Linked DNA regions of Mus musculus: region 1 is linked to region 2. A link is a loop called in an ENCODE intact Hi-C map of the cell type or tissue named here. Cell type or tissue: gastrocnemius. All regions are shown on one strand. Links, peaks and the distances in the headings refer to the core of each region. The heading gives the core; the rest is flanking DNA.

What was found. Peaks named below come from ENCODE experiments on the same cell type or tissue, not always from the same donor. Only the 100,000 strongest peaks of a DNase experiment are listed, where the experiment ranks them.
Region 1: it touches region 2 in a loop (2.1-fold over the local background); 3 of 42 quality-filtered maps call a loop at or near these places.

What each region holds. Positions count from the first base shown.
Region 1 is chr7:81,033,224-81,044,609 of GRCm38, forward strand. It overlaps Zfp592 (zinc finger protein 592), which reads left to right. Exons shown (of 10, transcript NM_178707.4): 5 at 4,127-4,303; 6 at 4,582-4,741; 7 at 4,841-5,128; 8 at 5,330-5,442; 9 at 5,907-6,042; 10 at 8,125-11,386. The coding sequence ends at 8,640. Among named protein-coding and RNA genes, the nearest start is that of Alpk3, 19 kb to the right of the region's middle. In gastrocnemius, for the core only: no CTCF peak of the experiment used is centred there; a DNase peak (open chromatin) is centred at 6,707.
Region 2 is chr7:80,881,096-80,892,481 of GRCm38, forward strand. Wdr73 (WD repeat domain 73) reads right to left here. Exons shown (of 8, transcript NM_028026.2): 8 at 9,628-10,814. The coding sequence ends at 10,582. Among named protein-coding and RNA genes, the nearest start is that of Gm32112, 6.6 kb to the right of the region's middle. In gastrocnemius, for the core only: CTCF peaks have their summits at 2,110, 4,789 (motif pointing right) and 7,218 (motif pointing right); DNase peaks (open chromatin) are centred at 2,207, 7,736 and 8,257; H3K4me3 peaks cover 451 bases; H3K27ac peaks cover 1,513 bases.

The DNA of each region.
Region 1 (11,386 bases), core at 1,940-9,939, 150 kb after region 2:
AGAAGTGTGGTGGGACCTCAGGTAGCTCTTCGGGAGAGGAGATCTCTTCCCAAGTGTTACATACAGCTCTTAGAACAAAACACTCAGATGATGGAGTAGTTCTCGCACACCTTTAATTCCCTGCATGGCTTTAGATACAGTTCTGGGGGTGATTCGAGGTTTGACTGCAGGCACTTCTCATTGGCTTGGACTGAGAGTTTGGGGAAACCTTATTTGCATGTGGGAAGGCTTGGTGCTGTTCCTACATGGCTAATAGCTGCGCCTCTCCTGTGGGGGCTGTGGGAGTGGTAACTTCGACAGGAGACATGGTTGAACGCCTACAGTCCCATGCAGGTGGGAATTACCACCCATCAGGTTCTCCCGGGGTTCAAGATCAAACCTCGACTGGAAACCAGGCTATCTGTGTGTAGCCTGTTGCCTCACACTCATCAGTGTTTTGGATTAAAAATAGTAATTGGTTTATTTGTGAGGAAGAGTACATGCCAGTGTGCCTATAGAAAACTTGCAGGAATCAATTCTACCATGTGGGTCTTGGGAACTGAATCGTGGCCCTCTGAGATGGCTCAGCAGGTAAGGGCACAAGCTCCTCTTGCAGAGAGGAGAGTTCATATTGGACAACTAACAACACCTATATCTAACTTTAGCTTCTGGAGAGCCAACTCCCTCTTCTGGCCTCTATTGAACTTATATGAACAAATCCATACACAGACATATACATATATACATAATTAAAAATAAAATCCTTGCTGGGTAGTGGTAGCGCACACCTTTAATCCCATCACTCAGGAGGCAGGGGCAGGTGGATCTCTGGCGGTTCCAAGCCAGCCTGGTCTACAGAGTGAATCCCAGGATGGCTGGGGCTACACAGAAACCCTGTCTCAAAAAAGCAAACAAGTGAACAAACAAACAATAACAACACAGAAATCCATTTTTTAAAGCAAAATAAAATAAAAGATTCCAGAACCTTTTAAACTTTGACTTGAGTTCATACAGCCAATTCTAAGATCAAATCCAGACTGATAGCAACTCATTCAATAGCAAAACATTTAGGGAGCTGTGTCGTTTGTTTGTTTGTTTGTTTTCCTACATCTTGGGTTTTTGTTGTTTTGAGACAAGATCTTGTTATATAGCTCTGGCTGGCCTGAAACTTGCTATGTGGACCAGGCTGGCCTTAAACTAAAAAAGATCTGCCTGTGTCTGACTGACTCTGCCTCTCAAATGCTGGGACTAAAGGTGTGTGCAACCACGCTCAGTGCCAAGATACTTTATTTTAATCTTTTCCTCCCTAAATTCTACAGATTGAACCCAAGGCCCCAAGTGCTAGTCAAGTATTCTCCTACAGAGAAGCCTCTCAGGCTGTCTTTGAATTGTTAGTTCTAGAGAGTCTCAATGGCACCCAGGGGTTCCCAGCTGCAAGCTTACACTCTTTTCACCTTAGGTTTCTGAGTGCTACACGCCTGGCTGGCTATGTCCTCTTTTTTAAGTGAACACATTGGAGTAAATACAAAAGCCAAATCCTAACTCTGCTTAACTTTATGAGGCCTGACAGACTATTTTCCAAAGCAACTGTACCATTTTAATTCCTAACTGGGAGTGTGAAGTTTTTATCTGTCTTTGCCAACATTTGTTACTAAGTTTCTTATTAGATACATGCTTTGTAGATATTTCTTCCCATTCTTTTGGTGCAATGCTATTTAACAATTTGTAAAAAGATAACTATGCTCCATTTTACTGAATGCTGTTACAGTTTTATAGTATTAGTTTGTATTCTTATTCTTTCTGATTTTTTAAAAAGGACAATGCTTAAAAAATTATATATATTGTATATATGTATCATATAATTACATTTTATGTAAATGTACATATATATGCTTTAAGAAATTGAAATTTTGATTATTTTATTCTTTTTGATAATTTCATATGTGTACATATGTGTTTTAATTAATCCTCCCTTTCCTCGAATTTCTCTCTCTCATTTTCCTTTCCTTTCCTTTCCTTTTTTTCCTTTTTCCTTTCCTTTCCTTCTCTTCTCTTCTCTTCTCTTCTCTTCTCTTCTCTTCTCTTCTCTTCTCTTCTCTTCTCTTCTCTTTCCTTTTCTTTCTGAAACTCACTCTGTAAACGAGGCTGGCCTCAAACTCAGAGATCTGCCTGCCTCTGCCTAAGTGTTAGGACTAAAGGTGTGCATCATTCCCACCTGGCTTTTCCTCCTGTTTCTCTCAGCCTCTATATCCCATCCTTCCACATATCTTTTCCAGAGTCACATGACTTGGTTTCACCCTATGACCAGGGTTTAACCAGGGTCATCTGTGTGAGCATTGGAGTGGAACTAACTGTCCATTGATTCTGTCTGATAAAATCACCAGTACCCAGCTGAAGGCAATGAATTTCTCCCTGAATTTCTTAGTAACAAATAGTTCAGCAATGAGGGGCATGCCCCACCCCATACCTGTATAGAGGAGCCCATTTGTATGCAGACCCAACGGTCAGTGTCTGATGCTGTGAGTTCTTGATGGCAGTGGCTGTGTCTTGCTCAGAAGATGGCATTTCATAGCACCCTTCCCTACTTTTCAAATAAATCTCTTTTAAGATTTAGTTTTATTATTTTTAAACTTTGTTTATCATGTATGTTTATGAACCATGTGTATGTATGTTTATGAACCATGTGTATGCCTGGTATCCACAGAGACTGGGGAGGGTCTCTGGATGGTGGTTTGCCATCACATGGGTGGGGCTGGGAATCAAACCCAGTCCTCAGGAAAGCAGCCCAAGCTCTGAAGCGCTCTCGAGCCATGGCCCAATCTTTCGGCCCTCTCCTCCACAGATGTTTTAGAATTTTAAAACAATCTGTCCTTTTAAAAAAAAAAAATGGAATGTGGTTAATGGTGTCATAAGAAAGCAAGAATACACTATTACTGATAATAGAAAAAATTGAATAATATACATGTATTTCTTTTAAAAATGTATATTTCCAGCCGGGCGTGGTGGCGCACGCCTTTAATCCCAGCACTCGGGAGGCAGAGGCAGGCGGATTTCTGAGTTCGAGGCCAGCCTGGTCTACAAAGTGAGTTCCAGGACAGCCAGGGCTATACAGAGAAACCCTGTCTCGAAAAAAAAAAAAAAAATGTATATTTCCACAACATAAAATTATAAGACTGTCTTCTATCTGTTTTAAAGTGTGGCTATAGGATGAAGATACTTCCCTGTGTCAGACACTGATTTTACTTTGTGTCTATGTGCCTGCATGCATGGTGTGTGTGTGGAGCCCTGTGCACAACTTTTGGGAGTTGGTAGTTTCCTGCCATTTGAGTTCTGAAAATCGAACTCAGGTCAAGAGTTGGCAGCAAGAACCCAGACCTGCTGAGTCCTCTTGATGGCATGGAACTGAATTTGTAATATAATTTCATTAATTTAAAATTTAACAGCTTCTACATCTAGAGCTACACAGAGAAACCCTGCCTCAAAAAACACTAAATGAATGAATGAATAAATGAATGAATGAATGAATGAATGGATAAATAAATACCCCCACCCCATACCTGTATAGAGGAGCCCCATTTGTATGCAGACCCAACTGTCCTTACATTACTGCTACAGAGCAGTTCTTGCTCACAGCAGTTCCCAGTGCTGTTGAGAGTACTTCCTGGTCTCTCGAAGTTGACTGAATGCAATGGGTACTGCGGTGGGTGTCACACCCCTGTTGTGCACTAGTTAGTGAGCTACCCCTAATTTCTTAGTGGTAGCCCACGGGAAGGGAACAGCTTTCTACAACTTCCCTTTGAAATTCCTCCTTGTACTTCTGTATTGTCACCCTTCCAGTTGATAGCATTCTCCTTCCTCTCTGTTCCTATCAGCTTCTCTCCGAGGCTCAGAATTTTGGTTCCTAGGGTGGCCAATCTGGGGAGGGCTGAGGATTGTTATCTGTCCTTCTCTGCCAGGTATGACCTTGGGCTCTAGGAGTCTTGTGCCTTGGCTTTGTGCAGATAGTAGCAAACACAATATTAGGATGTATGTGCAGAGGCTGCAACCTATAGGCTGGAATGAGGGAGAAGAGCCCTGAGGTGACTCTCTTCTTGACTGCCATCCCTCTTCAGCTTGAGTCTAACGCACCCCCATTTTTGTTGTCCAGGTGCATTCACTGTGGTGTCATCCACCTGACTTTGGCCTTGCTGAAAAGCCACATCCAGGAGCGACACTGCCAGGTCTTCCACAAATGTGCATTCTGCCCCATGGCCTTCAAGACTGCCAGTAGTACGATGGACCACAGTACCACCCAGCACCCCACCCAGCCCCACAAACCCTCCCAGTGAGTGCAGCTGCAGGACCACTAGGTCCTGTGGGGCAGAGAGGGTGGCCTGGATGCTGTAAGGGTGGTACAAGGATGGGCTGGGGAGCTGATGCTATGGAGAGATGTGTGGAGTCTCCTGAGGACATCCCAAGGCAGGAAAAGATGAACACTGGCTCAGGCTAGTGGATCCTCAAACCTCACTCTGGTTCAGAGAGAGCAGAGACGGGGGAGAGGGGCTGTTTGACTCTGCCAGCAGAGCCCCGGTTACCTCACACCTCCGGGGCTTGTTTTGTCAGGCTAATTTATAAGTGCTCCTGTGAAATGGTCTTCAATAAGAAGAGGCACATTCAACAACATTTTTACCAGAATGTCAGCAAGACACAGGCGGGTGTTTTCAAGTGCCCTGAGTGCCCACTGCTGTTTCTGCAGAAACCAGAGTTAATGCAGCATGTCAAGGTGAGGTACTTTGGGAAGAAGTGATGTGCCTCGGGCCAGGGGTGTAACTCTGGGCATCTTTTCCCTTGCCTTGTCAGTAATCTCTCTCCCAATCCCCAGAATACCCATGGTGTTCCCCGGAACGTGGAGGAGCTGTCAAGCCTCCAGTCTTCAACAGACACATCTTCTAACCGCCCTGGCTCTCGAGCTCCTGCCGAGCCCCCAGCTACAAATGTAGCCGCTAGAGGCAGCTCCCTGACTGCTGGCCGTTGGGGCCGGCCAGAAGCTCACCGCAGGGCTGAAGCAAGGCCCCGGATGAGGAGCACTGGTTGGACCTGTCAGGAGTGCCAAGAGTGGGTTCCTGATCGAGAGAGCTACGTGTCTCACATGAAAAAGAGCCACGGTCGGGTAAGTGTGGCCACATGCCACTGTGTAGCACTGGGATTCTTGGGCTAGGATCCTCTTATGTGGCTAACCTCTCAGGTTCCTTGTGCTGTGGGCAGGCTGGGTACTATAGCTCTTAAGGACTTGAGGGTGTTCTATCTGACCATACCATCTAGAACAAACTTAGGATTCTGATGCTTTGGGACTTGTTTTTTCTTCCCTTAGACGCTGAAGCGGTACCCATGCCGGCAGTGTGAACAGTCCTTTCACAACCCTAGCAGCCTGCGCAAACACATTCGCAACAACCATGACACAGTAAAGAAGGTCTACACTTGTGGGTGAGTCTGGAAAGGGGAGGGGAAAAGCCTGAAGTTCCGAAAGCTTTGCCTGTGGCATCATCGGGGCTCTTCTGTGCTATGAGATCAGGGGCCTAAAGCAAGAGGAAAACACCAGCTAAGTGAGAAGTCAGGCAAACCAGGAGCCATCTTCCAGGCCTGGCAGCTCTTGATTCTCTCCTCTTAATTTCCAGCCCTGGATTTTCTCACTGGGGCCTAGTGTCTGAGAGTAGAGACTGTGACACATGACAGTGCTCTGGCCTAGCACTGGGCCCTCTGGGTTGTGTTAGGATGAGGGCCAGTGTAAACTGTACAAGCTTTCTGACCTGCTGGTATCTGCTCCCTTATCCATCTTTGCTGGTTTGATTAGCAGGTCTATCTGCTCACGTAGCTATCAGTCCTGGTATTTGTGAGGAACACTTGGGGAACCTGGGGTTTCACCTACCTCTTCAAACGTGCTCTTGCAGGTACTGCACCGAGGATAGCCCCAGCTTTCCTCGGCCCTCCCTCCTGGAGAGCCACATTAGCCTTATGCACGGTATCAGAAACCCTGATTTGAGCCAGACGTCCAAAGTCAGACATCCAGGTGGACCTTCCCCTCAGGTGAGTGTGGAATCACTGCTGTGAACTGGCTGCCCAGGGAGGCCTGGGACTGGAAAAGCATTAGAAGGGCTTCATGAACCCAGTAGTGATTGTGACCATGGAGAAAGCAGAGTAACATCTAATGTGGTCACTAGTTTTTGTGTGTCCCATTAGAGCCCTGAACATAAGAAGGAAACAAGCAAAGATCTATAGGAAAATCTTTTGCTGCTGTAACCTGACTTCTGCTTCCTTAAAATCCACTCAGGCAGGCAGGCAGGCAGGCAGACAGACAGCAGGCAGACAACAGGCAGGCAGGCAGGCAGGCAGCAGGCAAGCAGGCAGCAGGCAGGCAGGCAGGCAGCAGGCAAGCAGGCAGCAGGCAGGCAGGCAGGCAGCACACAAGCAGGCAGCAGGCAGGCAGGCAGGCAGGCAGACAACAGGCAGGCAGGCAGGCAGGCAGCAGGCAAGCAGGCAGGCAGCAGGCAGAGCTGCCCTGTCAAGGAAGGATTATTACTTCTCTGTGGCAGTAGCTGTGGAAAGAATCCAGTCTCGACCCCTCTCTGCTCGGCTAGCTGGCCAGTCACTGCTTTCTTCCTCATTCCTGTTGCATGCTCCTTTCCTGACTCCAGTCAGCTTCTAGAGCAGCCTGGTGCCCTGTGCTGCAGATTCTCCCCCCATCATGGCACAGGGCCAAGTGCTCTGAGAAGGACTCAGGAGGTTAGAGCTACCTGGAGGCCATGGGCTGTCTTGAAACTTTTTGGCCATTCAGGAAATGGTGCTAGCTAGTAGAAGCCTTTGCACACAGAGTAGGTAGAATGTCAGTTTCTTTCCTTCTTTCTTTTTCTTTCTTTCTTCCTTTCTTTCTTTCTTTCTTTCTTTCTTTCTTTCTTTCTTTCTTTCTTTCTTCCCTTTTTTCTTTTTTCTCAGCACCAATACATGAGAACAGGCATGCCCTTCAACACAGCAGTTCTGCCCTAGGACTTTTCGATTAGAGAGCTTTGGGCATTAGGCATAGCGGTGTGTTCAGTGACAAAGAGAAACTTGGGTATCTGCTGGAGGACGCTGTCAGCCTACAGTAGGTCAGTGTGCTGCTGCCAGGGCAGAAAGAAGCCTCAGTGTTTGCTCACATGGGGATGGGTTCCAGTACGCTATCAAGTATGAGTGTAGGATGAGAGACGTGCACAAAAGCAATGACGTGCAGTCAGTTCACAGCCTTCTTCTTGTATCTAAGCATGCATGAGATGTTTCTTGGAGGAATTATAAAACCCAGGATTCCTAGTTTATTCTCTTATTGGTGTGATAAAGACTTTGGGCAAAAACAATTTGGAGAGGAGAGACTTTATTGCAGCTTACAGTTTATAGTCCGTCATGGAGGGAGATCAGGGCCAAAATTGAAGGCAGGAACCTGAGGAGCACTGCTTACTGGCTGGCTTTCTAGATCTTAGTAAGCTTGCTTTATTAGATAGTTCAGAACACCTGCACAGGGTTAACACCACCCACAGTGAGCTGGGACCTTCCATGTCAAGTCTAATGAAATCTAATCTAAGGTCAGTCTAAGAAAACGCCCTGCAGACTTATCTGTAGGTCAGCCTGAAGGAGGCATTTTCCCTCTACCCAGGTGACCCAGCTGACAAAGACTAAGCTTAGCAGGTGATCCATTCTGAACAGACCTGAGGAGTAGGTTAGGGGAGACTCCTTTTACCTTTCTGTTAAGCGTGAGTACAGAACACTGAAAGGGAAGGATTGGGGCCAGAGAACTGCCCCAGCAGTTAAGAACTCGTCCTGTGGCTGTGAAAGGACCCGATTAGATTCCTAGCACCCACATGGTGGTTCAGAACTACCCACAAGTGCAGTTCTAGAGAATCCAGTACTCTCTTTTGACCTTCTCAGGCACCAAGCATGCACATGGTATACATGCATACACGCAGGTAAAACACTTACACATGAAAGAAAGCGAATACTTCTGTCCCTAGAACCTACAGAGGAGGGAGAAAAAATGACTCCCCAAAAGTTGTCTTCTGACCTCCGCCTGAGTTCCTGGCACTTGATGAGCAGAAAGTGCATGTGAGCTTGGCTTCATCTCTGCTCACACTTGTCTTCCAGGTGAACCATCTGAAAAGACCTGTCAGCAGAATGGCAGACGCTCCAGGCACTAGCAATGGTGCGACTGTTTCCTCCACCAAAAGGCACAAGTCCCTGTTTCAGTGTGCAAAGTGCACCTTCGCCACAGACTCGGAACTTGAGTTCCAGAGCCACATACCTCAGCACCAGGTGGACAGCTCCACAGCCCAGTGTCTTCTCTGTGGCTTGTGCTACACATCTACCAGCTCCCTCAACCGCCACCTGTTCATAGTCCACAAAGTGAGAGACCAGGAAGAGGGGGGAGAAGACATTGTGGAGGTGAAGGTGGAAGCCCCAGACTCCGAGGCATGCTCTGGAGAGGAGGTAGCCATGGAGACGAAAGAGAATGGACTGGAAGAATGTGCCAGTGAGCCTTTGGTTACTGACCTAGGAGGTCAGCAAGGTCTGGCTCTGGATGAAGACAGTGCCCAAGACCCTCAGAATCAACCACAGGCCTCTCAGGACCAGAACAGCCATGCACTATCTCCTCAGGTGTGACCAGAGGCTTTGTAGCCATCAGTCGGGCTGTGGTACCCTCCAGCTGCTGTGCAGACCGTGGGAAATAAAGAGCTCTGTCGCAGTGTTTGTGTGGCCACTGTGCTCTGGAGCAGTGTCTATTCTGAGCTGTGGGTTCTGGATATCTCCCAGCCCCCCAAAATGTGGGGTCACCCAGAATTCTTCACAGCTCTGAATTTGCTTCTGTTATTTATGGCTTAATGCTGCTTATTGATACCCCAATTCTCATCCATGTCCTTCCAGCCCCAGGCTACTTAGGTAGTACAGCCCCAGTGCTGTGTGTCAGCTCAGTGTGCAACCCCTCAGTAGCTGTGCTCTGGGCTTCCTACCTGCAGTGTTCATCGGGAGACACCGCAGAGTTCTCCTTCCTGCCTTCAGAGCCCAAGAAGGAGGGAAATGAAGGGTGCTGGCCATTCCTCTGGGAACTCTGCCCAGCTTGGCTTGGTGAGGTCCCTTGTTCACCCTTTCCTTCCTGTCTTCTTTCTCTGATTCTTTTTCCCAGAATCATCCTGAGGACTTCACCTGTCACTCTGATCATGTCTCTGTGGGTGGGAAAAATGGCAGTACACTCCTGTTTCGACCTGAGAGAAGCACGAAGTATGGCCAAGGCAGGCAGGTGCCAAGAGCCAGATCCTCTTTGGGGCTGTGGTGGGTTTTCCTTCTGCTGCTGTCCTGCAATCCCTGACAGGTGGGGTGTGTGGCACACAGATATTGGGGTATTTGTATTTTTGTTCCTGTGCCATTAGAGCTGCTGCTGCCTCAGGAAGGCCAGCTCCTCCTCTCGGCTACACTCTTGTTGCTCAGACTATATTTCAATAAAAAAAAATCTTACCATGCAGGTAGGCTCTTGTATTCCTCTTCTGGTGAGCTAGCCCTTCCCTGCTCCACCTGAGACTCTTCCCAGACAGCCCTGACTGCCCCATCTGAAGCAAAACAGCATTTCCTGCTGCCCACGGGAGCTCTAGGTTCTGGGGCTTGTGCTTGGGAAAGCAGGAGTCCTATACATCTTGGTTCTCTGGAGAGTTCTAAAGGAGCAGGGTGGTGTGGTGGGGTGTCAGTACTGGTCAAGAGCCACCTCCAAGGACTGGCCTGGCAGCATTAGCCTTAAGGTCTATTGATATTCTCTGGACATCTTTCCATCGAAGGGTTTTCAACCCAAGAGATTCTTGGTGAGGAACGAGGAGAAGGAATTCTGTGACATTCATACAACATTCAGAGACTGCTATTGCCACAGCAAATCCAGACTTGGTAGAAATGGGATTAGATGAGACTGGGACAAGTTGTGGGAAGGTGTTCTTGGACCCAACAGGCTCGGGCTAGGTCCTGTAGCACAGGGAAGGGGTGCTGGCTGAGTTCCTAGGCTTGATCTTTCAAGGGAGGCATGAATACCAATTAGGAATCAAGTTGGATAAATATGCATGACCTTTTCACAACTGAAGACTTTTTTTTTCCTTGCTCTATCAAATGCCAAATTTTTAGTGAAAAGCTAGTGGCAGTGGGAAAAGTTAGTGCTTGCCTCGGTTCCAGAGAGGCTCTGCTGTACACACCATTTTAATGAGCATTCTTTCTGGCAAGGCCTCCACTTCTCTGCTTCCCCAGCTGACAGTGAAGGGAAGCAAGCCCTACTGAGCGGGTCCCAAGCCAGCCACTGCCCCTTTCCCAGTTCCTTCACATACCCTGCTTTCTCTTCAGATCCCGTCAGTCCTTCACCTCATGCTAATCTCCCCCATGTGGGAGATTACCCAACATTGTACCCCAGATCGTTCATGAGAGCAGGTTCTTAAGGAGGGCTTTGAGCTGTATGGCTGCATTTCTTCCCACTCAGAAACCATGGGAGCTGGAGAACAAAGAAGGTGGAGAAACTAAGGGTGGAGCCACTGTCCTCATATCAGATCCAGCCTCTTGGAATAGTAGAATAGGACCTGCTGTGGGAAACCTGTGCTGCCCTCAGCCAGTCCCTAGCACCCTCATCCTCATGGGCTCCTCTCTCAGCAGAGGTAGGAATCCTCATCCAGCTACTTCAAGACTTTCCTGAGGTCATGAGTGCGCAAGCGCTCTAGGTTCCAGGCTACCATGTGGCTAGGGGCTTCTGCACTTGTAGACACAGTGAGGTGGAGCTCATCTCACTGGATGTGGGGTTCAGTTAGGAACGGGGCCCGTTTGCTTATCCATTATGCAGTGATGATGAAGATCGCATTCCCAGCCCTCCTCAGGTCCAGCATCTTGTTTAACTCTTACCAGAGACTTTCACTTCATCATCACAAGGATCTCAGCTACCCTTCTATTTTACAGAGGCAAAAAACCAGCCTTAGGTTAAATGACAGACATATTGGGCTACCTGTGATGACGGTGCTGAGTCAAACCTGTGCTGCCTTAGTGACAGGGCTGCTCTGGCTGCAGCCAGCCTGTCAGCAGTGTGGAGCCATCCAAAGCCCACCCTTCTAGTTCCCAAAAAAGGCAGGGTGCCCCTTAATGTCAGATCCTCCAGTGCCTTGTCACCCCAAGGAGGGCCCTGCGTTTGCACATGCGGTGTCCCTGATGTCGTCTCTCACTGGGGTTTACTTTCCATATGAAGAGCCATCATTTCTGGAGCACTCTTTAGAAGAGGTTACCTAATGTCTGGGGAACACACGGTTCCCTTCGAGTCAGTATCTCCTGATTGCTCAGGACAGTGTTTTAGTACACTGTCGGTCATCCGAGGATGCTTGCTGTAACAGATACTTCCCCT
Region 2 (11,386 bases), core at 1,386-9,385:
GTCCTTGCAAGTTAACAACCATCATTTTTCCTGGCCCTTTACCCCTGACTGGGGCTGGGAGGGGCTGGAGGGGGTAGAGAGGGTGGGGAGGGGTAATCGCTACCCTCTAACCAGCTCCATAGCGCAGCTGCCTTGTTCAACCCACTCTCTCACGTGGTTGGGGAGATCTTTACATGGATGTCCCTTAAGTAGACCTTTTCAGATCTTTGGGTAAAATATACATCTTTCTCTCTTTCTTTCTTTCTTTCTTTCTTTCTTTCTTTCTTTCTTTCTTTCTTTCTTCCTGTCTGTCTTTCTTATTTATTTATTTATTTAATTTTATTTATTTATTTATTTATTTATTTATTTATTTATTTATTTATTGTATATGAATACACTGTAGCTGTCTTCATGCGTGCCAGAAGAGGGCATTGGACCCCATTACAGATGGTTGTGAGCCACCATGTGGCTGCTGGGAATTGAACTCAGGACCTCTAGAAGAGCAGCCTGTGCGCTTAACTGCTGAGCCAACTCTCCAGTCCAAAATATGCATCTTTCACTTTTGCACTTCTGATAAAATTACCCCAAAGCCATGGAAGAAATGAGTGTATGATTTTGTGAATGAAGGAGAGGAGTTGAGACAGAGATGAATTCCCTTTGGTTTTCCACATTCCCTACCCGAGCCCCTTGTAGCCTAGGTCTGGAGTCCTTTGGTAACCTGAACAAAGGCTGTCACCCTGGGGCCTGCTTGTCCTTGGGTTTCTCTCTACTGCTCACACCTTGAAGTCTCAACTCTGAGTTGAACATCTGCTTGAAGCTGCTGTGGGAGAAAGGCTACTGAGGGAAAGGGCTCACTGCAGGGGACAGTTTGCCCAGTCATTCCTCCACAGCTTGCTGTGAACCCTGTCAAAGGAGAAGCGCTCTGTCAACTGCCCAAATGCCCTTCTGGGCTAGGCCTTAGTCCCTAAGGCAACTGTGAAACTCCTGGGCTGGTTTGGAAGCTAATTGCTGTGTGTTGGCCTGGGTTTCCACTTAAGCCGTCTCATAACTCCTGAAGATCAGAAGAACTTTTCAAAGCCCAGTCTCATCGCTGGTCCCTCCTGTCATCTTGTCCTGTCCTCACCTCTCCATGGGTTGCTCTTCCTGTAAGCAGTCACAGTTTAACTATCTTGAGTTCTGGAATTTTCACCTGGTAAGTAGCGACCAGGGGCCAGGAATAGAGCCCAGTAACAGATCATGTGGTTAATGTGTGGAGCCCTGGGTTTGGTTCTTAATGCCCAAAATCAAAACACATACAATAGTTTTTATTTTTAGGGCAAGGTCTTACTGTGTAGCCAGGCTGACCAGAACTGCACATTCTCCTGCCTCTTTCTGAGTGCTGGAATAAGGTACCTACCTTAAAAACTCAGATAAATGGTGGGCGTGGTGGCGCACGTCTTTAATCCCAGCACTTGGGAGGCAGAGGCAGGCGGATTTCTGAGTTCAAGGCCAGCCTGGTCTACAAAGTGAGTTCCAGGACTGTACAGAGGAAACCCTGTCTCAAAAAAACAAGAAAACAAAACAAAACAAAACAAAAAACAAAAAACAAAACAAAAACCAACCAACCAAACAAACAAACAAACAAAACAAAACAAAACTAAGTGCTAAGTGCCTTCCTGCCCCCTTTCCTTGAAGCCACACCTTATCCCATCAGGGCTCTCCCATCTCTCTGCAGGATTCCAACACATTGACTTTGAACACACACTTATTTGGCACTTATTTGTGTGTGATGACACTGCTGTGCAGGAAACTGGGTTGTTGAGAGCAGCGTTTTGGAAAGGTTCTCTCTCTGCCCGGCTGTACTCAAGCTGGAGTGTGCTTTTCCTTTCCAGCCCTTGCCCCATGTAGATGCCCCACAGTTGGTTGCTGATGAGTTGGTGTCAAGGGTTCTCTTAGAACCAGGCGTGCAGAAAATAGGGAAGTGGGCTGTGTGTTGCAGCTTTGCATGACGGGTACCAGGCATGTTACATTAAGTGGTAGAAAATGTCAACTGGACGTTGAACTCCATCCTGGTTATTCTCTAGGTAAGGATAAACACCTCAGCCCACTGCCACGAATGACACTCTGAACCGGCCCCTGGTGCTCAGCGCCCCTGGTGGCGAGGTCCCCTACAGCTCTTAGGACCAGCCCCCCTTCCCCTGCACCTTCCTGTTGCAAAGCTGCACGAAGGTGCCGCCCCTCAACAATGAGTCTCATGAAACAAAATAGGTGCCCTTATATTTTATTGGTTAACGCTGCTGTCAGTCTGGTTGTAGGGGCCTTTGGGAAATGTAGTATTTGCTGAGTCCTGGCGCTTACCTCTCCGCCTCCTGGATTCTTTGGCTTTGGGCTGTCCAATTGATCCTGGCTCAGGGTTGAGTGTCACCTGAGGATGTAGAGTGCTGGAGGGGAAAGAGGCTCCGGATTGTCCCCGCCCCGCCGGGTGGACGTGGCCAAACCTAGAGCCAGGGTCAGGAACTGAACTTTGGTCCTCTGCAAGAGCAGCAACTGCCATTAACCACTCTGAGCCATCTCTTTAGCCCTACATTCTCCCATCTTATTCATTTTCTTGACTAAGTTCTGGGTAAAATAGGCTTCCAAAAAGAATGGGGGGGGGGGAGGGGGCAGTGGGCAGAGAAATCGCTCAGTGTTGGTAACACTGGCTGCTCCCCTAGACCTGGGTTCAGTTCTCAGTACCAATATGGTTGCTTCAAAACAGATTATCTGTGACTCCAGTTCCAGGTGACTCATGGCACTAGGCATACACACACACACACACACACACACACACACACACACACACACACGTATTCACATGCAGACAAAATGTCCATACAAAATAATAGTATCAAAAAAGCTCTTGTTCTCTTACTCTCTTGCTCCCTTGCTCTTCTCCCCCCCCACCTCCAATGTGGCCGTGGCCCACCTCTACTTCCCTACTCTTCTCCCTCCCTCTGCCTTTCTACAATAAACACCTTAAAGACATGAAAAAAAAAAAAGAAAGAGAAAAGAAAAATGAGAAAAGAAAAAGAAAAGAAAAGGAAAAAAGAATGTTTTTGTTGTTGTTGTTTGTTTTGTTTTGGACGTTCTTACCCTGGTGGAAGGCATAGGAGAGGGATTACAGAGAAGGGAGGAGAAATTTAAGCCCTGTGCCTATCAAGATTGAGACCATTGCTGCTTGGCTCTAATTCTTCCTTGCTAAAATTGAATTCTTTGTGCATGCTGTATTGCCATGACCAGTTTGAAGTCGTCTCTTGGGGGAGCTTAAGAACAGTGACCTGCTGTGGTGGGGACTGGAGGAACCTCAAACCCCTCCAAATACTGCTGCCCTGTAAGAGCTCAGACTCAGACCAGACTTTATTTTAAGACCCCATAGTTATTTGAACAGTGAGGGAGGATTGGCTGGTTATTGGCTCACATGTATGAGCTGCGTGAACCTACCCTCTGCCGCATTGTGCCACATGGGTAACTTGGGTTTTCTCAACCCTGAGTGAATAGTGAATTGCAAGGCAAACACAGCTTCAAGCTCCTTTTAGCAGCCTTCTGGAGCCGTTTCTCCAGAGATTGCCACACTGCATGGGCACCAGGCAGTTAGCAGGGCAGACAGCAGGGCCCTTGCCTCTGACCCTGTGATCTAATGGAATTCACAGGGTTGCAGTAGCAAGAGGCATCAGGATCCTTCCAGGCCCACACACTCCAGCAGATGCTGTGCTAAACCAATGATGCTAGTGGCTAAAACCAAAGAATTCTAAAGAGACGATACTACAGTTGCTTCCTTCAGAACAGTTCCAAATGGTCCTTCCCCAGGAGGTCCAGATCTGGCAGATAGCAGCATCAAGACAGGATCCAGACAGGAGGCTGTGGCTCTGGCATGAGACTTGCCAAAGCTTGAAGGGCAGAGCCTGCCTCTGAACTCACTCATCTTTCTGGCTTCTTGATGTGGAGGAGTGAAACACGCCCTGGGCCACCCGAGCTGTGCTGCACTTTGCTGCTCCTTTCAAATGAATTTGCTTATCCTACAGTCTGGATAGCGGAAGCTTGGTGTCCTCAAGCAGACTGACTGGAGAGTGTACAGCTTTAGATGTTCTGAGGGCTGGTCTCTGCAGGGAGCCAAGACTAGACTAGCCGGGCAGTGGTGGTGCACGCCTTTAATCCCAGCACTTGGGAGGCAGAGGCTGGCGGATTTCTGAGTTCGAGGCCAGCCTGGTCTACAGAGTGAGTTCCAGGACAGCACACAGTGTTCACTGCTGATCTATCTCTCCAATCCTTAAACATTTCTATGTTAAGATTTAAAAATTCATTCCTTTCCTCAGTCCTACTTCAAAAGAAACAGAAAGTCAAATACCATTCAGCAGTGAAGAGGATCTTTCCCTTCCCTTCCTACCCACGCTACTTTCTTTAAAAAATATTTTAAAAATATTTTTTAAAAAAGTGCACATGTGTTTTGCTTACAGGCTGTGCATGCCTTAGTGGACAAAGATGCCTGAAGAGAGTGTCAGGATCTTTGGAACTGGAGGTATTAAGCATGGTTGTGAACCACCATGTGGGTGCTGGCAATCGACCCCTCGTGCTCCTTAAGAGCAACAGTGCTGAACTATCTCTCCAGCCCCTGTTTCTTGAGCAGAGGTCCTGATTTATGCTAATCACAGGTCTACCACTCTCTCCTCTGCAGCAGGGAAGACCTGAGCACTGTGGCCCCTGAGTCCCACTGGATGAATTACCTTTTTTTTTTTTTTTCTTTTTAAAGATTTATTTACTATGTATAGAGCATTCTGCCTGCATGTATGTCTGCAGGCCAGAAGAGGGCACCAGATCTCATTATACGGAGCCACCATGTGGTTGCTGGGAATTGAACTCAGGACCTCTGGAAGAGCAGCCAGTGCTCTTAACCTCTGAGACATCTCTCCAGACCATAATTTATTATTATTATTATTATTATTTTCTGTGTGTAGCTCTGGCTGTCCTGAAACTCTCTCTATACTTGGCTGGCCTCTGCCTCCCAAGTACTGGAATTAAAGGTAAGGGCTACATCACATCTGTCAGGGAGAGTTACCAGCAGCTGGTTAAGGGCAGAGCCTGGTCTGGTATCAGTTGAGAACAGCCAAGGCCTTTTTTGCCTTATGGTTTCTATCATCAACTAAAAAATGCCTACAGGCTTGCCCACAGGCCAGTCTGGTGGGGGCATTTTCCTCAGTTGAAGTTCTCTCTTTCTAAACGACTGGCTTGTGTGTAACACTGGCATAGAAAAAGCCGCACAGCCTTGAATCGGGAGGAGTGCCAGGGCTGGGAGAATCAGAAGGGAGAAGGAACACACAAGGGCTGCAGAAACCAAGGGGTTCTGGGACATTTCAGTGAGCCTTATATCCAAGAAAAGCCCCACCTGCCATCAGAACTGCAGAGGGAACTGGGCTAGAGCGGGCTTGCTACAAGTTTTAGCACCATGGACCCGGGAACAGCATCACTACTGATTCAAAAGCCTGCAGCCCAACTGCTGCGAAGCCAGAAGCAAGCACCTTTGAGGCTAAGACCCTCCCGATGAGTCTTCCTGGGTGCTTGCTGACATCTTTGATGCTTTAGAGGTGCTAGGAAGCCTTCTCTGCCACAGGGGACTCCTAGGGAGCAGCACCAAAGGGTGAATGGTATGGAAACAAAGGGTCAGAGGAGACTTCAGGGACCCAGAGGCTGGGTCCCAACCTTTGGGTAGCGGAGAAGATCGGGGTAAGCTCTCCTCTCCAGAGTGCTTGGAACAGTAAGAGACACAGCCCCAAGGGCAGAATTAGGGACCCTGAGTTGCTAGTCAGGGGGATAGGTTCTGGGGAAATATTTACCTCCTATCCTGAAATACAGCGCAACCAAGCTCTCCACCAACTACAAGAGCAGGGTGGCTCACAAAGACTATTTATTCGAAGGGGTTTTCTTTACTCCATAGCAAAGGTGTCTTCTTGTCTGTTTCTGTTTGTTTGTTTGTTTGTTTGAGACAGGGTTTCTCTGTGTAACTCTGGCTGTCCTGGAATTCATTCTGTAGACCAGGCTGGCCTCAAACTCAGAAATCTGCCTGCCTCTGCCTCCCAAGTGTTGGGATTAAAGGCGTGCACCATCATGCCTTCTTGTCTCTTTCTAATAACAGCACGGACACAGAGCAGGAAGAGCCCTCGCAGATGAAACTTGTCTGTTGAAAACACCATTTTGTTGGGCTTTGTTGCTTGAGTATTCCAGAAGTTCTTTGAGTTTAAGAATTTAGGGCTGGGGAGATGGCTCAGTGGGTAAAACACTGGGCCACGGAGCCAGGTGTACACAGTGAGAAAAGAACAGAGAACGCCTGTCTCAGGTAAGGCAGAAGGTGAGGACTGCTACCTCGGTGCCCTCTGACCTCCTTATGTGCCCTATGACAAGGCAATTCACATGTGACTGCACGTGCGCGCGCGCACACACACACACACACACACACACACACACACACACACACACTTTCTAAAGAGCTGGGGAGATGGCTCAGAGGGAGGAGAGCTTCTGGCAAACATGTGGCCCTGAGTTTGCCCCCCAGGCACAGTGTGTGCATCTGTAATCCTTGCACCTTTGGCTTGGTGGGAGCAGATGGGAGAATCCCAGAAGCTCAAGGGCCAGGCGGCCTGAGTATACAGCAGTGAACCAGAAGAGAGCCTGCCTCAAACACAGTGGAAGACGGGGACCAGTACCCAAGGTGCCCTGTGCCCTCTGATCTCCACAGGCATGCTTCAGCCTGTGCACATATAAAACACACACACACATCATATAAATAAATGATAAATAATTGGGTTACAAAATGTCTTCATGCTACTTTGTATTTTGAGACAGGAACTTTACTCTGTAGCCCTGACTGGCCCAGCACTCAGTGTGTAGACCACACAGAGGTGTCCACCTGCTGGGATGGAGGGCTAGGCCACCAGGCCTGGCCTCTGAGAGCACTTTAGAAAGCTTCACACCTAACCTGCACACTCCTGGGACATGGTGCTCTACACATTGCTTAGCAGGGGCCGACAGCAGCACTGTCTATAGAGCATCTGGCTTCCTCGGAGACCTGGCTCTATTCAGTTTTCTCTTTCCAGTCCAGTACTTTCAATGGATGGCTATTTGCAGCCTTCGAGACTTCAGAACACCTGTCATTGGAGATCATTTTTTAAAAAAGATTTATTTATTTATTGTATGTATATAAGTACACTGTAGCTGTCTTCAGACACTCCAGAAGAGGGCGCCAGATCTCATTACGGATGGTTGTGAGCCACTATGTGGTTGCTGGGATTTGAACTCAGGACCTTCGGAAGAGCAGTCAGTGCTCTTAACCGCTGAGCCATCTCTCCAGCCCCGGAGATCATTTTTAAAAGGAATATTCCAGAAATTAAGTTAGAATTTTTGTTTCTTCCAAGGGCAGAAAACAAAAGTGGCATAGATTTATTTTAGAATGCCTTTTAAAGATTTTTAAAAAATTATTTATGTGTATGTGTGCACACAGGTGCCTGCAGAGGGCAGAAGAGGGCGGTGGATCCCTCTGGAGTGAGGTACAGACAGGTGTGGGTGCCGGGTCCTCTCCAAGAGCACCAGGAGCTCTTAGCCTCTGAGTCACCTTTCCAGCTCCAAGCCTAAGATTCCTCATCTATTAGACAATCATTCCCATCCCCCCTCTTGTAGCCCTGACCTCAGTGTCCTTGCTGAGTCCCTGGGACTTTGCCTGCTGTAGGTACAGTCCGGTCCAGGCAGGCACCCGCACAATCTGTCCTCTGGGTTGGTTCGTTTCCTGCCATCCATTTTGTCCAAGGACAGCCATGTGTCTGACCAGCTGTGTTCGGCTCTGTGTGTTAAGTGCATCTGTGTCTGCGTGCTCACTCTTCCTGCTGCCTAGCACAATCTAGGACCACCCTCCATGCCCCTGCATGCCTCACTGACAGACCCCAAGCCCGCTTTCTCAGTTGTATTCCCATTTACTCCTAGGGTAGGGGCTCTGTCCTTAACAATGATGTCCCTTCTGCCCGAACACAGGATACAACTCAACTGTCACCTTCCCTGTGCGAGCCTACTCTCTCCAGGCCCGTGTGTGACTGGGCCCATGCTGCAGGCCATGCGCCCCTTCTCTAATGGAGGCCCTATGGATACAGTTCAGCATCTCGTTATAACACCTAGGCTGGTGCGGCATGGCATTCAGGAATGGCTAAGTGAGACAGATGGAGCCTACAGCATCACTGTTTCCACAGCTGCCTCCAAACCCAGCCCCTCTCCCTCTCTCTGGGACAGAGCCTAACAGTCTCCCTCCCACCAGCCGCTGTAAGCATGCCTAGCCCCGCCCCTTTCCCTAGCCTGGGGGTGGGAGGGAGGAGTGAGGGAGGGAACAATGCACTGAATTCTAGCTTGTTTTTGCCTGTGCTCTCCTGACTCCCAGCACACAGACCTGGCTAGGCTAGGTCACAAGATGTAGAACTAAAAAAGAAAACGAAACAGAGCCAGCTACAGACAGTGTCCTAACTCCACTGTCCAGGGACTTGAAGGGAAGGCTCTCACAGTCTTTAAGGCCCACATAGTCCTGGTGTTCTCCTTCAGCTAATGCTTTCCCCACCACCACCATCGGTGGCTTTTCCTCACATAGCTCATCTGAAGGGAAGTCTGTGTCGCCTCTGTGAATCTCTGAGCCCATCCCGATCTCCTGTCACTCTACTTTCTGTAGCAGTTGGCCCTCTTTTCTCTGGGCCTAGGAACTGGGCTCTGGTCAGACAAGACACCTGCAGTTCTTACCTGGAGGCCTCTGGCCCCGACTTCCTGCAGCTGTGAACCTACCTTAGCAAGCTTCCCTTCCTTCACTTCCTCTGCAGCCCCAAACTGCAGCTCAGTCACCCCGTGGGTGTGCGGGTGTGCGTCTGCACTTCCTGGTCGGGCCCTGGCTGATACAGTTCAGCAAAGCACCTTCTACATTCACAACCGACTTCTAAATTACTCAGCTTTCCCAGTGAAATACTAGCGTGCAGCTGGGCTGCTGTAACCCGGATATCTGCTTTGTAATATCTGCCAGCTTCTGAGATGTAAATCCTCCCACCAAGGCCAACTTCAAGCTATCAGTGTGTCACCACTGAACAGAGTAGAGGGAGCCGCGGGGTGAGCTTCGGGGCGGGGGGGCGAGGATGACAGAGGATGCTTCCCAAACTCTGAACGTGATCCTGTTGTGAAGCACCCGGGAGGCAGAAGCAGGCGGATTTCTGAGTTCGAGGCCAGCCTGGTCTACAGAGTGAGTTCCAGGACAGCCAGGGCTACACAGAGAAACCCTGTCTTGAAAAACCAAAAAGGAAAAAAAAAAAAAAAAAAGTGAACAATGGGGGCTGGAGAGATGTCTCAGAGGTTAAGAACACCGACTGCTCTTCCAGAGGTCGTGAGTTCAAATCCTAGCAACCACATGGTGGCTCACAACCATCCGTAATGAGATCTGACTCCCTCTTCTGGTGTGTCTGAAGACAGCTACAGTGTACTTAACTTATAATAATAATAAATCTTTGGGCCAGAGTGAGCGGGGCTGACTGGAGCGAACAGAGGTCCTAAATTCAATTCCCAGCAACCACACGATGGCACACAACCATCTGTACAGCTACAGTGTACTCATACACACAAAATAAATACATCTTAAAAAAATTTATTATAAAAAAAGCTGTTAGACTTTTCTTATCCCCCCATTATTTTTAAGTGCTGTGGACAGAAGTGTGTACCCCTTGCAAATTCATACACTGAAGTCCCTACCCCGAGAGACTAGATTTGGAGAGGGGTCTAGGAACTAAGGCTAAACAAGGTCATAAGGAAGGGACCCTTATCCACCAGAGTGGAAGACAGAGCTTACTCCAGTCAGCATGCAGAGGTCACGTGTGCACGAGGAAAGCAAGGTGCATCCTTTAGCAAAGCAGAGGCCTCGGGATGACTCCACCTTCCCAGCACTTCTTGGTGCCTATACTCATGAGTGTGCACACCCAAGCACGTGCACCCTCGTGCAAGTAATGAACACGAACACACACACACACACACACACACACACACACACACACACACACACACACAAAATAGGAAGAAGTAAAAGAAAGCAGTTGGGGCATAACTCAGAACAGTAGGCTCAGTCCAGTCCAGTCTTGTGTACAAAAACTAAGTAAATTGCTAATTGCTTCTTACTTGTATTCTTTTTGATGTTTATTGGCCCTGAGACATCGATTCCTTCTGTGAGAAAGTTCACACCCACATTCACACTCCAGCTCTCCTGATTCTCACCATGATGCTGTGAAGACAGGAACACAGCCTGCTGCTATACACCTGGAGACGCAGGGCTCCTAGAGGCAATGGTCGCTTCCAGCCATGTTATGCCGTGCGCCCTACCAACTGTTCTCAGGTAATTTTCTTGTGATGCTCCCCACAGCACTAGGTGGTACCTACTACACCTTCATTTTACAGGTAAGAAAAAGGGACAAGAAGGGCAGGCTAGCTTGCCTGAAGCCAACGGCTGTGGTAGAGCTGTGTTCACTCACAGTCCATGTCAGCCTCTCAAACAACTCCTCTTCTCAGAGGCCCATGAGGGCAGCTGCTGTGTCATCAGGAGGCCTGGAGGTCCACCCAGTCCCACACATGCAGAGAAGAATCACTTGCTGCTGATAACAAAGTTCTGGGTTTGCGAGGGTGCCAGGTATGGGTGGTGACCAGAGGAGCAGAGTCTACGTCATTTCCATCCAGGAAGATGTGGCCTTTGTGAGTGAAGAGAGGCTCCGCTTGGGTTTTCTTTCCATCCCATGATGTGACATCATAGATTTGTACTGTCCCATCAAAGCCTGGAGAAGAACGTGCAAAGAGAGGTGTGACCCTACTCTTCCTTGGAGGACTTCCTCTATCACAAGACACTCAGAGGCCAGCCACCGAGAAGGCTGCGGCTGCAGCGGTGTGGGGATGTGTCCGCATCGTATGGGGTAGTTGTACAGGCCTGAGGTGCTTGTGTGGAATCAGTGAGGTAACCTTAGGTACCATTGTCCAGGCACAGTGTACCCTGTCTTCTGTTAGAGTCTTTTCATTGGCCCGGAACTCATCAATTTGACGAGGCTAGGCAGCCACAAGCCCTAGGGATCTGCCTGTCTCTGTCTCCCTACTGGAATTATAATAAACACATGCCACCACAGCCAGTTTTCCCCCCTACACCCACACCATATGTACACTATATATATATGTTTTCAAGATAGGGTTTCTCTGTGTAGAACATCCAGCTTTTCCACACAGGTTCTGGGGATCAAACTTAAGTCCTTGCCTGCATGCCAAGCTTCACTGAGCTACATCCTCAACTTCAGCCTGTGACACCTTTATCTTCATAACAGCATCTCCACAGGAAATGGACGCAGCAGAAACTTTCAAG